Regions from separate parts of the Mus musculus genome. Here region 2 is linked to region 1. A link is a loop called in an ENCODE intact Hi-C map of the cell type or tissue named here. Cell type or tissue: left cerebral cortex. All regions are shown on one strand.

Region 1 (8,000 bases):
GGAATTTTTGTCATTTCCTTCCCTGAGCACTTCCTTCCTGCTGTTTCTCATTGTTTGGTAAAAGGGCCGTTCCAATTGGACACTAGCTTTTCTTGATTTGGATCCCAGGAGTCTGGCTTCACCCTCGCCATATTGTGCACACCCTGTGTGTCCCACGCTAATACTTGCTCTTCCCTCTGCTTTCTCTTCTGGTTCCTAAGAAACGCAATGATGTGTTTTCCTCTGGAAAACTCTGGAAGGATAGGTGGATCTTTCCTGAGAGCAGTTATTCAACCATGTTGGCTCCCTGGATTTTATGCGCTGAAGTTAGAAATCAAATCCAGGATCTCAAAAGTGCAGCATCTGGGTCTCCACATGAGACTGTGAGAATCCCCTAGACTGTGGGTCATGGCCCCCAAATGACTGTTGGAAAACACAGACATTTATATAACAATTCATAAAAGTAGCACAATTTACAGTTCTGAAGTAGCCATGAAAATAATTTTATGTTTGGGGTTCACTAGAACAGGAGGAATTGTATTAAAGAGCTGTAGCATTAGGGAGGTTGAGAACCCCTGCTCTACAAAGTGTGATGGTGGGAAGCTATGAACAAGTCAGTCGTCATCCTTCAGTGCTCTCTTCAGAGGTGGCCTTTCTCTCTTTCTCGAACGGGTCAGAGGATTTGAAAGTTATAGGCGATAATCTCAAAAAATTTCTTTGACATTTATTTATGTTACCTGGTTTTGCTTCCCTTTAAAAATTACTTGGTATCTCTTATATATAGCCGTTACTATAATAACCAATGTGTATCTCCTATTTTACACGTGAAAAGAAAAAAAAAAAAAAAAGACGTGCCAAAGTTAAGTAAAGACTGCTAGACATGAGGACAGTTAGGAAGGTTGCTTTTGAATACCGCCGCTGGCTGAGGGGCTGTTTTCAACTGATGATTACCGAGGGAGTGAGAGTCAGTATTTTGGGTGATGCAGTTTGTGATAGGTTACCAACGCTATAGTGAGTATTTGCAATACTTATATATACTCTGGCAACCTTAAAGGACTCAGGGGGAGGGAAAAATGTTGTAGCAATAAGGGAGGATTTGAACCGGAGGGAGGTGGGAGAGGGTAGAGTCGACCAAAGCACGTCATATACATGTGTAAAATTGATTCTGGCCATTTAAAAACTTTAAGTTTTAGATAGTTATATTACGTTTAGACTTGTGTCAGGAGAGAACCAACAAGAGGAAGGGCACTGTAGAGAAAAGCTGTTCATCATGTATGACAGTCAAGAAGCAGGCAAAGAGAGACGGGGTTCAGGAATGAGCCATGCCTGTAGAGGGTGGTTCTGAAGCTCTGACTGGGAATGTGGGTGTGAATCCTGAAGGTCCTGTTTTCCAATTGGTCCTTGATCAATCAACAAAGATGCTAGCAGCCAGTGGTTGGGCAAAAGAGGTGGGACTTCTATTTTCCTCCGCAGGCAGGCTGTCAGACATAGGAGAAAAGAGTCGCCATGCTTCTGAGGGAGAAAGAGCCACCAGCCAAGTGAGATCTAAGGTGGGGTGGACATTGACTGGTTCCCTGACTGGACCTGGGGCAGCAGGCAGGAGATTAGAAACGCAACTAAGGTGAGGGCAGATTTAGGGTGCTGAGCTAGGACTAAAGATAACTGAGCAACTAAAGGTGAGGGAAAATTTAGAGATGTTGAGCTGGGAGCGAAGAGAAGGGCACGTTTGCAGAGAGAGGCTTAGAAGAGCCCAGCCACTGAGCTAAAGCGTATTAAAAATAAGTTTTGTGTGTGTGTGTGTGTGTGTGTGTGTGTGTGTGTGTGTGTGTGTGTGTGTGTGGTATCCGTGGATCCGGGAACCGGTCTGCCTGGAGCTTACAGTAGGTAGTAGGAACTTTATGTTGCCATTGCCCTTCAAGGGCAATGAAGGATCTATTTTATCCACATTAGACAGACTTCCTAGTAGCCCATTCAGTAGGATTTGTCAATAATGATTGGCTTATTGGTAAAGTTAGTCCTTATGATCAATCAGCTGAGTTTATGGTTTTTTGTTGTTTTTTTTTTTTTTTTTTTTTTTATGGGATTTCTGTATGTGTGAGTGTGTGATTGTGCATGTTTCTTGTATTTTCCCCCCTTTGGCTCCCTTTTCCCTGTTTATTTTGTACCATTCCATTGATTTTTGTTGTTGCCTGTTTGTTATCTAATGAGAGAGAGAGAGAGGGAGGGAGAGAGAAAATGATTTAGATTTGAATGAGTCTTGGAGTAGTTAAGGGACAGAAAATCATGATCAGAATACACTATATGAAACTAATCTATATCTAATAAAAGGTAAAATTATAAATAATAGAAAAATCACTTTTGGAAGTTTTGCCATGAAATTTATGAATTCAAAGATGGGCACAAGTACATTTATTCTCTATGGTTTTTCTTTTGCTTGGCTGTGAGGTGTTTTTAGCTCCCCCACCCCACAATGTAAAAGTTGAACTGTGGAGTAAACCCACTTACAATAACATTGAGACTAGCAAAACAGCAGTGCATTAAAATATGCAAGTATACAATGTGAAGTTTAGAGGAGTGTTTCTCATCTCTGCCCACCCATTAGACTCTCGTGGGAAGCTTTTAAATGTCTGACGACTCCAGCATACCCAGGCCAATTAAATCTAAATCTCTGGAGTAGGATTCAAGCATGAAGGTCCAAGGCTGTGGTTGAAATCTCTCAGGGTTTATGTGATAAATGACCTACTTTAAACCACCTCTTTAAAAAGAGATCAAAGGAGCTACCAGGAAAAGATTCAATCTGGGTAAGATGTGCAAGATTTTCTATTAAAGAAAAAAAGAGAATGTTCATGAAACTTACATCACATACTCTTTGCAGATCACAGCAATTATCTCAGATGCTTTTTATTGAGGCTCCATGATTGATGACCCATCATGAAAACCCCATGTCTTCACCTGGCTCCTATCTGTCAGTTTTATATTTCTACTCTACACTCCACTGAAAACATGAAGTCAGATCGATACAGTTATGTTAATGGCTGTAATATGCATCTCATTTGCAAAGGAATAGCAGTACATGATTTCCTAAGTTCCGAATTCCTCAACTCATTGACCAGCAATGTGTCATGACAACACTGAATGTCTGAGTGGCCCACTGGCGGCATCTTACAGATAAAAAGCAGCAACACAGGCAGGAATCTAGACAGTGACAGCACTGAGCAAACTTAAATGATCTTTAATGCTGTTTGTAGGTCCACTTGGTATTCCAACTCAGACGATGACCTCTAGGAGAAAAGCCAACCAACCTTGTGCTTTGCATCATCTTGACTCACAACTCCTTGTCACTTTGAATATTGAGCAGAGTTCTCCTATCAAATAAAACAAAAGCAAAAGCACACGGCCATAAAAAAAAAGTCACAATACTAGAATCACACAATTTCACCCAAACAAGGCAGCAGCAAATGCCTCCTTGGCAGGCTCTTCCTCTGTGTTCCGGGTGCATGTGGGTCTCTGTTTTCTCCTTGTCCTTGGTGTTTGGGTCCCAACATTTGCCATGCACAGTTCATTTGGGGTTTTCATAGTGCAGGACTCAATGTTTCCACGTGGTGAACAACTTCCAGGATGTATCTCTATGGGGAATAGAAAGGTATTAGACATTTTGTTGCAGAGACTTGAGTGTAAGTCCTGAAGGTGGGAAGGACAGAGAGAATCAAATTCTTGTTGGAATACTTAAGTGAGCTCACTGATACAAGAGACCTGTTGGAGATAATATGAACTTGTGTAAATGGAGGACACCTTCCTGGCCTATAACAGAAATGAATGAAAGGTTAGGGACAGAGTACAACAGGTCATCTTTTTAAGTAATAGAGAAACTAGAAACCAATCTCAGGTATGCCTGCCCATTCAATGAGCAACTCATCTGAGATTTCACAAGGATAAACTGCATTCAGGGACCACTGCATCATTGTCACCTATATAAAAAAAAAAAGTTTTAAATAGACTTTGATGAACAAGTTTTTTGTGAAGGTCTTCTTGCCAATGCATATAGCAGAATTTTTAAAAAGGCCAATGGGCAAACACTAACACTTGACACGGGCAATTATTTTGATAATGAATCTTTACAGCAGCAGCACTCTAGCCTAAGGGAGTCACTGGGCTTGTTTATTTGAAAAGCATGGAAAAACAAAACAAAAACTTGAAACAAGAAAAGGACTAGAAAGTGTTTGGGGTTCCAGACACAGTTCTGATTTTTCCACCAGGAAGTAATTAGATCCTTACTTCCTGACATGGCTTGGGGATGCACTGCTAGGATCTGAAGATACAGCAAAACAAAACAAAACAACAAAACAAAACAAAACAAAACAAAGCAAAACAAAACAAAACAAAACAAAACAAAACAAAACAAAACACACACTCAAAATAGCCTGGAGCTAGATTTGGCATATTTGTTTAAACCAATAGTGACATCTGGTGGCTGCATATACCAATGACTATTAGCATCCTTCGGGCTTCCCCAGTAAGTTTTAAAATGGCTGCTTTTCTCATGTTAAAGTATCAAAGGCCAGTTGGGAATCTTACTGATATTTTTTTGTTTATATAAACAAATGAATTTAAAAAAATGTGAATGGTCCTTTGAAAATCCAACCCCCTCGCCTTTTAGATAACACAATCAATAAGACTCTAAATTGTTTTGTCTTTGTAGCTACTTTCTACTAGAAGATTGTATTGCCCTGCAGTTGCTGGGATTTCTGCCACTTTACATTTTAAAATAAGTTAATTAGCTTTATTCTGTCATTCACCCAAGACCCATTCTCTGCCAGCCTCCATGCTGGGCATCAGGACTGATGCAAAATTGGGGTTCAGACAAGAGGCTTGGGTTGTTGCAGGCCTGGCTTGGAGTTCACCGTAGCCTGAAGTTCTAGCATCCTTTTGTAAAAAGAAGCAAGGTGAACTTTGGTTTTTGTTTCTTTCATCTAGCTTAATTTTTTAGTTCCTTCTGCCATAGCAGGTGCATACCCCTGATCTGACTCTCAGCTCTCCTTCCCTTAGACCATGTCTGTAGTTTTTGTACATGAGTGTGTGTGAACAAATCTCTATGGAATGCTTAGTGTCTGACCTCACATTTTCCATGTGTAATGGTAATGCTCCCATTAGCTTACAGTGACCATCTCCCTCCTCTTAGTCTCTCTCCAACTGTTGTCTCAGAATTCCATTATTCCCAGTCTTTTCTATAATGTCCTATTTTTCTCTTTTTTTTTCACACAGGAATTTATGAAGTCACTTAAAATATTATTATTATTATTATTGGCCATTTGCTGCTTTTCCCTATTATACATACATATTACAAACATACATACATACATACAAACATACATGAAAAAAAATCAGGTCTTAGTATGTACAAGAATTTTCCTAAGACTCTAATAAGGACCACAGTAAGGGACTGAATTCAGTTTCTTGGCTGGGACAATGGCTCAATGAGTAAAACTGCTCACTCAGAAGGTACAGAGACCTGAGTCCAAATCCCCAGAACCTAAATAGAAGCTAGACTCATAGCACAGGCATCGGTTGTCCCAGTGCTCCTATGAGGAAATAGGATGGGAGATAGGGGAGCCCCCAGAAAGTCACTTCAGCCAACCTGATGTGTACAGAAAAAAAAAAAAATCAAAGAAGCCTTGCTTCTAACAAGGTAAGGAATAACACCCAAGTTTGTCCTTTAACCTCTGAATATACTGTATGCCATGTGTATGACTACATTCATACATATGAATGCTGGCACATATGAACACACGCACACACACACACTGAACCCACCCGGATCCTTAGACTCTGTAGCATTCATTTTCACAACCCACTCAATGCCTCCAGAAGGCACATTGTCCAGCCCCTCCTCAGCAACTCTTTTTTTTTTTTTTTTTTTTAGCACTTTTTATGGCTTCTGGAATATCTGTGACCAAAAACAACAACAAAAAAAAAAAAACAACAAAAACAACAACAACAACAACAACAACAAAAATGATTCAGCGAGGGAGAATGTGTAGAAAACCTCTTCATCTTTGTTCACCATGGCTTTTGAAGAAGGAAGTGGAGTCAGTCACAGTCAGCTCTGTATTCACTTTAGTTTCCTTAGGAACACAGGCAGACAGGTGGCTCAAACAGAAGTCTCAATTATTTATAAATGACTGTGGGGAAATATTTACTCTGGGAACACTAACCATTTTCTGCATGAATCATTTATAGTCTTTGCTATTTAGAGCAGCAGTTAGCTTTGCTATCATCTATTCATTTCTACACTGAGTCAGAGACACTTAAGTCAGCAGGCATGCTGGAATAACCAGTAGGTTCTTTCTTAAATATTAGGCACAAAGTAAAACTGATCGTTATACCCGTCTTTCTAAAATATTGTTCCCAAATCACCTTCCTCTGTGTAGGAAGAGGAAGATGAATTTAGACACACAGGAAGGGCAGAAGGGACAGTAAGAGAGCTGCTGGTCCCTAATCAAGGACATTGTGTGAGTTAACTCTTATTGCCTTCCATGTAGACATTGTTTAGAATTGCTGCTTACTGGCTGTGGGGCTGAAGATCCTCTAAGAGCCTCCTACAACACAGCCTCTTACAACACACTCCTGTCTCTGTGACCTTTGCTTTCTTTTCTAACCTCATCCATAGAGTTCTATCTATACCAGGGTTTTAAAACTTTATCCTATCCAAGGATTTCTCTCATACTGTTTTCCTTTGTTGGAATTTTTTTTGGTAGGTATGAAGGTTTGTATATGCTTGGCCCAGGGAGTGGCACTATTAGGAGGTATGGCCTTTTTGGAGTAGGTGTGTCACTGTGGGTGTGAGCGTAAGACCCTAGCTGCCTGGAAGTTAGTATTCTGCTAGCAGCCTTCAGATGCAGATGTAGAACTCTCAGCTCCTTCTGCATCACACCTGCCTGAATGCTGCCATGCTCCCTCCCACCTTGATGATAATGGATTGAATCTCTGAACCTGTAAGTCAGCCCCAATTAAATATTGTCCTTTATAAGACTTGCATTGGTCATGGTGTCTGTTCACAGCAGTAAAACCCTAGCTAAGACAGAAGTTGGTACCAGGAGTGGGATATTGCTGTGATAGGCCTAATCATGCTTTTGTTTAGAAGAATGTGAAGTTTGGAACTTTGGATTTGGAAAGCAGTGGAATGCTTTAAATGGGACTTAATGGATTATCCTAGTAGGAATATGGGAGACTTTGCTACTGAGAGTGATTTGAATTGTGAGGACCTGGCCTAAGAGGTTTCTGTGGAGGATTTAGATATGTGGCTTAGAGACTGTTTTTTTGTTTTTGTTTTTGTTTTGTGCTATTTTGGTGAAGAATGTGGCTACTTTTTGCCCTTGTCTAAAGAGTTTGCCTGAGGCTAAGGTGAAGAGACTCAGACTAGTTACATTGACTAAGGAAGCCTCAGAAAGGCCCATCATAGACTTTGTTCTCTGGTTAAATCTCATGAAGAGCATTTTAAACAAGCCTAGCAAGTTGAGAAAGGAAAAATATAAAATATAATGGTTCAAGTATTAAAGGGGCACCAGGAGGTGAAATGGAGGTGAATTCTGTGTTCAAGGATCTTAACTTGAATTAAGGGAGTAGTGACCTTGGGGCAAGATCCTACCCAGCTAAATTTAGGTCCAGGCATGGTGTAGTACTAGCCTTTAATCCCAGGAGATAAAGACAAGCAGGTCTCTAAATTCAAGGCCAGCCTAAAACATAGCAAGATCTAGGTGAAGAAAAACTTAAATCCAGACTTGGTGGACCAACCACACCTTTAATCCCAGTGCTTAGGAGGCAGGCACACAGATCTCTGAGTTCAAAGTCAGTCTATGGATCAAGTTCAGGACAGCCAAGCTTAGGCAGTGAAAGAGTTGGAAAACATAAAGCTGGTGATAATGTAGAACAAGGGGGCCGTGTTCCAGCCCCAGCAAGAATCAGAACTGGGCAGCTTTGGACATGTAGCTCTGGCTTTGGAGTCCAAAATAGAAGGAACTACT
Region 2 (8,000 bases), 54 kb before region 1:
CTTTGATCTTCCCAGCTCACAGATTATCCTACTTTCTAGTTTCCGTGGCTACTCCAAGTTATATACACACAAGAAAAGACTCAGAGCCAGGAGCCACACATGTGAGAACAGGCAGCATTTCTCCTTCTGGTCTGAGTTACCTCAGTCAGTAGAATATTTTCTAGTGCCACCAGCCTACCTAAAACCGTCACAATCTCATTTTCCTATACAGCTCAATAAAATCCAACTGTGTACATGGACCACGTTTTCATTATCTCATCAGTTGAAGGAGATTGAGATTTCCATTCTCTAGCTATGGCAAATGGGCAGATCTGAGAATGTGTCGATGCAGTAGGATGCTCAGTTCTCTAGGCATGTGCAAGGAGTAGTAAATCTGGGCCATACAGTACATCTAATTTTAGACTTCGGAGAATTCTTCACACTGATTTTCTGAGTGCCTGCACCAGTTTACCATCCACCAACAGTGGAGAAAGGTCTTCCTTTCCCCACATCCTAGTTGGCATTTACTGTCAATGGTTTTCTTGATCTTAGTCATTCTAATGGAGGTAAGATGGAATATTAAAGTAGTTTTAACATGTATACGTTCTTATGAGATCTTTCTTAGGCTTTTTTTTTAGTTCTTCTTTTAAGAACTCTATATTATTATACATATATGGGTTGCTTCCTTGACTCTTCATTTAGAATTCTTTATATATTTTGGATATTAATCCTATATCAAATGAAGAGCTGGAAAAGATTCTCCCCCACTTTGTGGTGGTAGACTTTAGAGAACTCACTACCCACAGTTTTCTAAGCCAGTGTAATTCCTAATTGCATGCTAAATATGTGTCCTTCTCTCTACAGACAAGTGCAGCTCTCAAACCTAATCCAGGAAGCTTCTTTTTTCGCAGCAGATGGAGACCATTACAGAAACCCACAACTGATCAAACACTGAGGACATCTCGCTGTGGGATGTTCACTCCAAATGACAAATCTGTAACACAGCACACTTCACCTAAGGTCCAGGAAACACCATGGGGGGTGGGCTGGAAAGGGTTTATGAGCCAGAGGACCGGATCACTCCTGCAAGATTATCTTTTATGATTTATTACAGGGAAGCCACGTCCATGAGATCTCAACAATATGGTGGAAGCCTAAACAAGACCCAGACAATGACAACATCAGGTGACAAGCCAGTGTGCACAGAGGATATCTCACAAGACCCTGTCCTTAAATGAAGAGTTACAGGCAATTAATGACGTCAGAGAGAGAGAGAGAGAGAGAGAGAGAGAGAGAGAGAGACTTAGTTTTCCTCAGTCCTCTGGTTGATTATTCAATATCACGTGGTCATCCCTAAATACATACATATAAGCAACACTAAGTGGATTCAGTATATCTATATATGCATGTGTATATATATGTATGTACATATAGACATATACATATATATGTACCTATATGTATATATTGATATATACATGTGTATATATATGTGTATATGTAACTATCATAATCAAAAGTAAATCAGTGCATGCAAGGATATGGGAGTTGTTGAGATAGGAGTTAGCTAGGGAGTAAGTATGATCAAAAATACGTTTTACAAATTTCTCAAAGAATGAATACATTTATCTCATTAAAGAAAGAAAGTCAACTTAGAGGATACAGAGCATGGCAGAGCAGGGCTTCTCACCTCATGATATCCAGGATGCAGAAAGAGGGAGGGACCAGAGAAGAGGCAAGACCTGATACATGTGCAATCCTGAAAGGTATGTCCCCATTACCTCTTCCAATCAGATCCTTCCACTACTGCCTTCAGATTATGAGTCCATTGATCAGCTAATCCATGGATAATGTCAGATAAGGTTAGAGCTCTCATGAGCCAATCCATTCCCTAGATCCCATCTTTGAACACTTCATTGGTGACCAAGCCTTCAGCATGTGAGCCTTTGGGAGAGGTTTCTTCACAGGCTCCAACCCTGCTGGAACTGAAATTCAAAGCCCGAGAGCTCTCTGTACTCTTCCTTGGTACAGATGTGGTTGTAGAATGAAACACAGTGGATCAAGAACCAAGAAAAGTTAGAAAAGGTTTCACCTCTCTCAGTTGTGGGGTGTGAGGTTACAGTCGGCAGATTCTGGATAGGCGCGCAGGGTAATAAGGCTCATAAACTGTAACCTATCCTCCTCCCTTGATCACACATCTCTGTACCTGATAACAGTGAGATATCTGGGAGCACTGGGCAGCACTATTGTCGATGCCTATCTTTTGGCTTCCAGATGCCAGGATCGCCTGGTACAGTGGGGACATGTTTCCTGATTCGGATGACCTATCATCTTCCCCACCCTCTCCTGTGGGTTTCTGTAACACGGAGTTCATGTTCAATACGAGTTTTCTCTACTAGATCTTGTCACAGTTGTCACACACCAGTGACCCCCTCCCACTAATAAAGCTGCTTCCACCTGGAGAAAACAGTGTACTTGTACCATCAGATACACTGAAAATGGTCACGTTGAAGATTTTCTACTGGAGAACAAGATTTAGTGCACTTTTCATAAGTTTAGATACCGAAGTGAAGATGCTATGTACCACAGCTTGCTACTTGGGTCTACCAGATGGAGGAAGGGCTATAAAATCATAGGCAATTACCAGCTGGTGTCTTTAGCTTTCAGTGGAGAATCAAGGGTCAGTGATCTATTAATCTCAGGTTTCTCCACTTCTTACATGTAGCAGAACTCTGTAGTTTAACTGCTATGTTTTCTTAAGATTCATTTTTAATAACATTGAACCATTTTCCTAAGAATAAGAAATGACATTATAAAATAACATTTCCTTCAATCTGAACACATGAACTGGGCTAACACCGAATGTGTTTGAGAGACTATAGATCATACCCTTGCTTTGACCCTATAGTAGTCTCTAGAAAGATGTTTTTTAAATAAAAGCTCATAGAACCTCTATGGCTGTTCCCTGAGAGGCTCGACCAGCACCTGACCAATGCAGATGCAGATACTCACAGCCAACCATCAGGCTGAGCCTGGGGACCCCAATGGAAGAGCTAGAGGAAGAACTGAAGGAGCTGAAGGGGATTGCAACTCCATAGGAAGAACAATATCAACTACCTGAACCACCCAGAGCTCCCAGGGACTACACCACCAACCAAAGAGTACACATAGAGGGAGCCATGGCTCCAGAAACACATATAACAGAGGATGGCCTTTGGGACTTATCAATGGGAAAGGAGGCCCTTGGTCCTGTGGAGGCTTGATGCCCCAGTGTAGGGGGATGCTAGAGCAGTGAGGTGGGAGTGGGGGAGTGGATGGAGGAGAACCTTCATAGAGGCGAAGGTGAGGGGGAAGAGGGGGGATGGGGGGCTTGTGGAGGGGTAACCGGGAAGGGGGATATCATTTGAAATGTAAAGGAATAAAATGATTAATAAAAATAAATAAATACATACAAATAAAAGCTGAGACCTAAAAAGGATCAGAAACAATTCAGAGTGGGCAGGGAGATGGCGGGGCAGGCAAAGGTGTTTAGGGTACAAAGTTGGCAACCTGAACTGAACACCAGGAACCTATGTAGAGGTAGAGGAGGCAACCAAAGCCACAGAATTATTATTCTCTGACCTTCACATGTGGGGCATGCAAGTGTTCACACATCATGCACAGCAGACATGTGTGTGTGTGTGTGTGTGTGTGTGTGTGTGTGGTGTGTGTGTGTATGGTGGTGTGTGTATGTGTGTGTGTGTGTGGTGTGTATGTGTGTGTTGAACAAAGGGTAAGAAACATTTTGGAGTGTGAATTTCATAATCGTGTCCTATTTTATTCCCTAACTTCTGAGCGGTCAAGATGTCAGATTTAAACCAGAGGATCATGGGAGCCAATCTGAGAGACTGCCGATATAAACACTCACACATGCAGTAAGTTATCGCTTAAAGAACCATAATGGTCAGCAAATACTCCATGTGTCTTCCTCCATTCATAACCATTTTCAAACCAGCTGGTGATGTCTTTTCCAGGTCCATGGAATGTTTAGTTAGCAGCTGCTCAGGTTGATGGATAAACCCTTCTTGTGCTAGATTCAATGCTATCTAAAAATGGAGAATATAGTCTCATTTCTAGACCTTAATGCCCACCAAAAGACCCCAAACGTTATTCACGGATATGGCACGTTAAAGGCTCCAAAGAGTGGTTCAGAGGCTTTGGAACCCTACAAGTCAAAAGATAGTGTGAAGGTTAACGGGGGAGCCGCTTGGGAGAAAGACTGGCATAACAGGATATTACTTTCAGAGGAAACAGGAGCTGCATCAAGCCTGGGCCAGGAAAGGCGGAGTCAGCAGCGCAGCACCCAAAGAAACCCCGCGTGCCAGGGTTTGCAAGAACGTGGCGTGCTCAGTGACTCTTCCTAGCCCGCAGGGGCCAACCACAGGCCTCCTGGCACCAGTCATTACAAAAAAGGTACCCATCGGCTCTTAGCAGTCCCTGCCAAAGACTAGCATAGGAGGAACGGCAAAAGTAAACGTCAGATACCGCTGCAGGTGAACTTGTCAACAAGTCAGCTCTAGACGAAAATCCCAGTCCAGAGGGGACCTGGGAGGAAGGGAAGGGTAGGCCAGCACCGGCTTGGGTATGGGCGCAGGTGCTCTCTGGTTTCCCTCCCGCTCCCTGGGGGCTGACGCACGCTCCTAGGGCGCGCGCATCCTCCACACATCCAGGCCCGAGGGAGGATCTGCGGGAGGGAAGAGGATGATGCTCCTCCCGCACCCGATGGGGGGGTGGGTGTGTGGATGAGGTGACCCGCCTGGAACCCGTAGCCCGCAAAGGGCAGTAGAGGCGGCCTTGGCTTGGCGCCCCCGACCACCCGGCCACCCGGGCGTCTCCCACTGCAGCATGCAGCCCGCCCGGCCCGCCCCCGCCCCGGCCCTGGAGGGCAGGTACCTTGGTGCTCCGGCCCCCAGGAGCCTCCCGGCGGAGATCCTAGCGTCCCTCCAGCTCCCTGCGCCGACGTCAGCGTCAGCACTGGCGAGGGAAGGGGCGGGGAGCGCAGGAAGCGGTCCTTCCTGCAGCGGCCGCCGCCAGCCGGAATAGCAACGCGGAGCCGGTGCGCGCCGCAGCGCAGCGCGGCGGCCCGAGCCGGCGCCCTCCCCTCCGCCAGAACCCGCCGCCTCCCTTCCTGCGGGGACAGCGGCCACTCTCTGCAGGACCCAGGGATCCTGGTGGGGGAGGGCGGTGGTCTCACCTGGTTTGGGGCGGATCAAGGATGAGAGGACCGAGTGTCCCTCTCTCTACTCCCTGGGGTTTTCCCGTGACCCCCATGTCTAGGGTATCTGGCGTTTGGACCTGCTGCCAGAGATGACCCCGCCCCTGCTCCCTAGCAGGTGTTCCACGTGTCCATAGCGTTCGCGTCACAATGACCTGTCTACAGGTGGCTGACGCCTAGAACACCTCAGAGTTCCTTCCTCGGTTTGTGTAAAGGGTGCGTGCTACTTTATAGAGTTTGGTTACTTGAATGGACAGGAGATTTCGTGAGGTCAGTGCCAAAACAAGTAGGTTTGCATCTGGAGTCCAAATTTGGGCTTAAAGGCTAAAAAGGCAGTGTTAAGAAAACAGCTGGGTATGTATTTACACACTTTTTTTTAATATCCATATGCCATATCAGTCACCTATACTTACTTTAGACAGTGTTTCATCTCTTCTTATCCTTTGTCACAAAACACAAACCTCAGTTTCTGGAGTACCTTGCATATCACAGGAGAGGGATATCAAATAATGGTTCCCAATGCTGTCTATACTGATAGAGATACTGGGCTCACCCCTCCTTCGATGTCATAGAGAAGTTTGTTGAATGATCACTGCTAGGAACAGCTAGTAGGTGGAAAGAAAAATTACTTAGTAATAATGCAAACAAGCCAGAAATCCACAGCTAACATAAAAGGGTTGTTTCCTGGGTGCCAAACCAATACTGTGTCCTTCACACTGAATTTTTTGATGGCCCAATATGGTGGTTAAAATTATCCCCGTTTTAAGGGTGAAGATACCGTAGCTCAGAGTTCCCTACGGAAGACTGGTGGATCTGATAGCCTTGGCATGGCTCAGTAGTGAAGAACCAGGGTTGAACCTAGGGTTGTCTGAACCAAGATTTAACCTGAGGAGAGAGTGGGGTTTAAAGCATGGTTAGGGATAACTCAGTGGCTGAACACTTACCTAGCATGCACAAAGCCCTGGGCTTGGTCCCTAGGAAAGCAAAGTAAGAAAAGTGTCCAAACATAGAAAGAAATGCTAATTTCTTCTAACATCAGAGGTACGCTGAAGGGCCAAATTTCCCTTGACTCATACCAGTCTTCATACCAGTCGCAATTTATTAATTACATGAAAATATAAGAATTCCACTCACTTATCAAAGATTGGTTTTGAGGCAAATGCATTTTTTTTTTTTTATAAGAAAGCCAGTGTCTGATGTGTTGAAAGTGTCCCCTAGAAGCATAGTTCACTGGGACCTAAGCTCTGGAAAGAACAAAGAAGTAGATTTACAGAACCATTTAAGGGCTAAGGCAGACACCTTGGCCAGAAGTCTGAGAGCCTGTCAGTCACAGAGGCTGAGTTTAGCCTTCAAAGACAGTACCTGCCATCGAAGAACCCACAGGATGAAAGCAGGGTCTGGCCAGTGTGAACAGAATCCCCCTAGCTCCCAGAGACTTTAAGAGCACACCTTAAGTGATGTCTTATTCATTTATTTAATTTGTTTTTTTGAGGCATGTTCTAGTTGTGTAGCCCAAGTTGGACTGGAACCAGAGATCCTCCTGCCTGGGATGGATGCTGAATGGTTAGATGATAGGATGTCCTCCCATGCATAGCTTTAAGTGACTTTTCTTCACCTCCAGCCTTGTTCTAGTGCTTAGGATAGGATTTGAGGAAGAAAATAGTTCTGCTCATCCTACATCACCCCAGGGTACTTTTACCTTTCCACTAAAAAAATTCTCTCCTCCTGGACTGGAGAGATGGCTCACAAGTTAAGATCACTGGCTACTCTTCCAGAGGACCTGGTTTCAATTCCCAGTGCCCACATGGGGGCTTGTAGCCATCCATAGCTCTAGTTCCAGGGGATCCAACACCTTCTTTTGACCTGCATGGGCACCAGAGTACACAAACATACATGCAAGCAAAACATCCACATAACAGAAATCAATATAAAAAAGTAAAAATTTCTCTCTTTTTACAACACTTCCATTAGTTTCTAGGTGATCTGTTGCTTCATCTTGCAGAGCGTGTTCAAGGCGCCAGTGAAAATTGGGACCAAAAAAAGGATGGTTACTGGATGGTGGGATCTGAAATTAGAATCAAAATGCAGATTCAGAGGTGAACAGAACAATGAACTTCTTCATAGGAAATACTCCCTCTGGATTCGAGGTGTGGCTGATGGGACTGTAGGGTTAGAGACCTTTCGAGGCTATTGATAACATGGATTCTAGAGAACAGTGGGCCAATTCCAAAAGTCTGTTTCCTTCCCTTAGAAAGTGGGAGCTAGGCCTTAGTATTAGCTACTTTTCTTGTTGCTGTGACATAGTAACTTAAGAGAAAAGCAACTTGAAGAAAAGTTTACTAGAGTTTGTGGTTTAATGGGGTAAGGTATAGCAGGCTAGGGAAGGCATGGCAGCAAGAATGTGAAACAGCTGGTCATATGACTCACAGGAAGGGAGAGAGAGAGAGAGAGAGAGAGAGAGAGAGAGAGAGAGAGAGAGAGAGAGAGAGAGAGAGATTTTTGGATCCCAGCCCCTAGAGTCATTCTTTCCCCATTAGTTCAACCTCACAGACAGAACTAGGACTGTCTCCTTAGTGACTAACTGGTCACAGGTCTACTCCTGTCAACTTGATGCCCAAACATCAGTTTTTTTTTATTACGTATTTCCTCAATTACATTTCCAATGCTATCCCAAAAGTCCCCCCCCCCACTCCCCTACCCACCCATTCCCATTTTTTGGCCCTGGCATTCCCCTGTACTGGGGCATATAAAGTTTGCGTGTCCAATG

What was found. Peaks named below come from ENCODE experiments on the same cell type or tissue, not always from the same donor. Only the 100,000 strongest peaks of a DNase experiment are listed, where the experiment ranks them.
Region 2: a loop joins it to region 1, with 2.2 times the contacts of the local background. A loop is called at or near these places in 3 of 42 quality-filtered maps.

What each region holds. Positions count from the first base shown.
Region 1 is chr6:8,826,972-8,834,971 of GRCm38, forward strand. No RefSeq gene overlaps it. Among named protein-coding and RNA genes, the nearest start is that of Gm38765, 25 kb to the left of the region's middle. In left cerebral cortex, a CTCF peak has its summit at 4,449 (motif pointing left); DNase peaks (open chromatin) are centred at 4,449 and 6,170.
Region 2 is chr6:8,773,161-8,781,160 of GRCm38, forward strand. Ica1 (islet cell autoantigen 1) reads right to left here and starts at 5,324. Exons shown (of 14, transcript NM_010492.3): 1 at 4,912-5,324. In left cerebral cortex, no CTCF peak of the experiment used is centred here; DNase peaks (open chromatin) are centred at 4,355, 4,711 and 4,965; H3K4me3 peaks cover 1,819 bases; H3K27ac peaks cover 1,539 bases.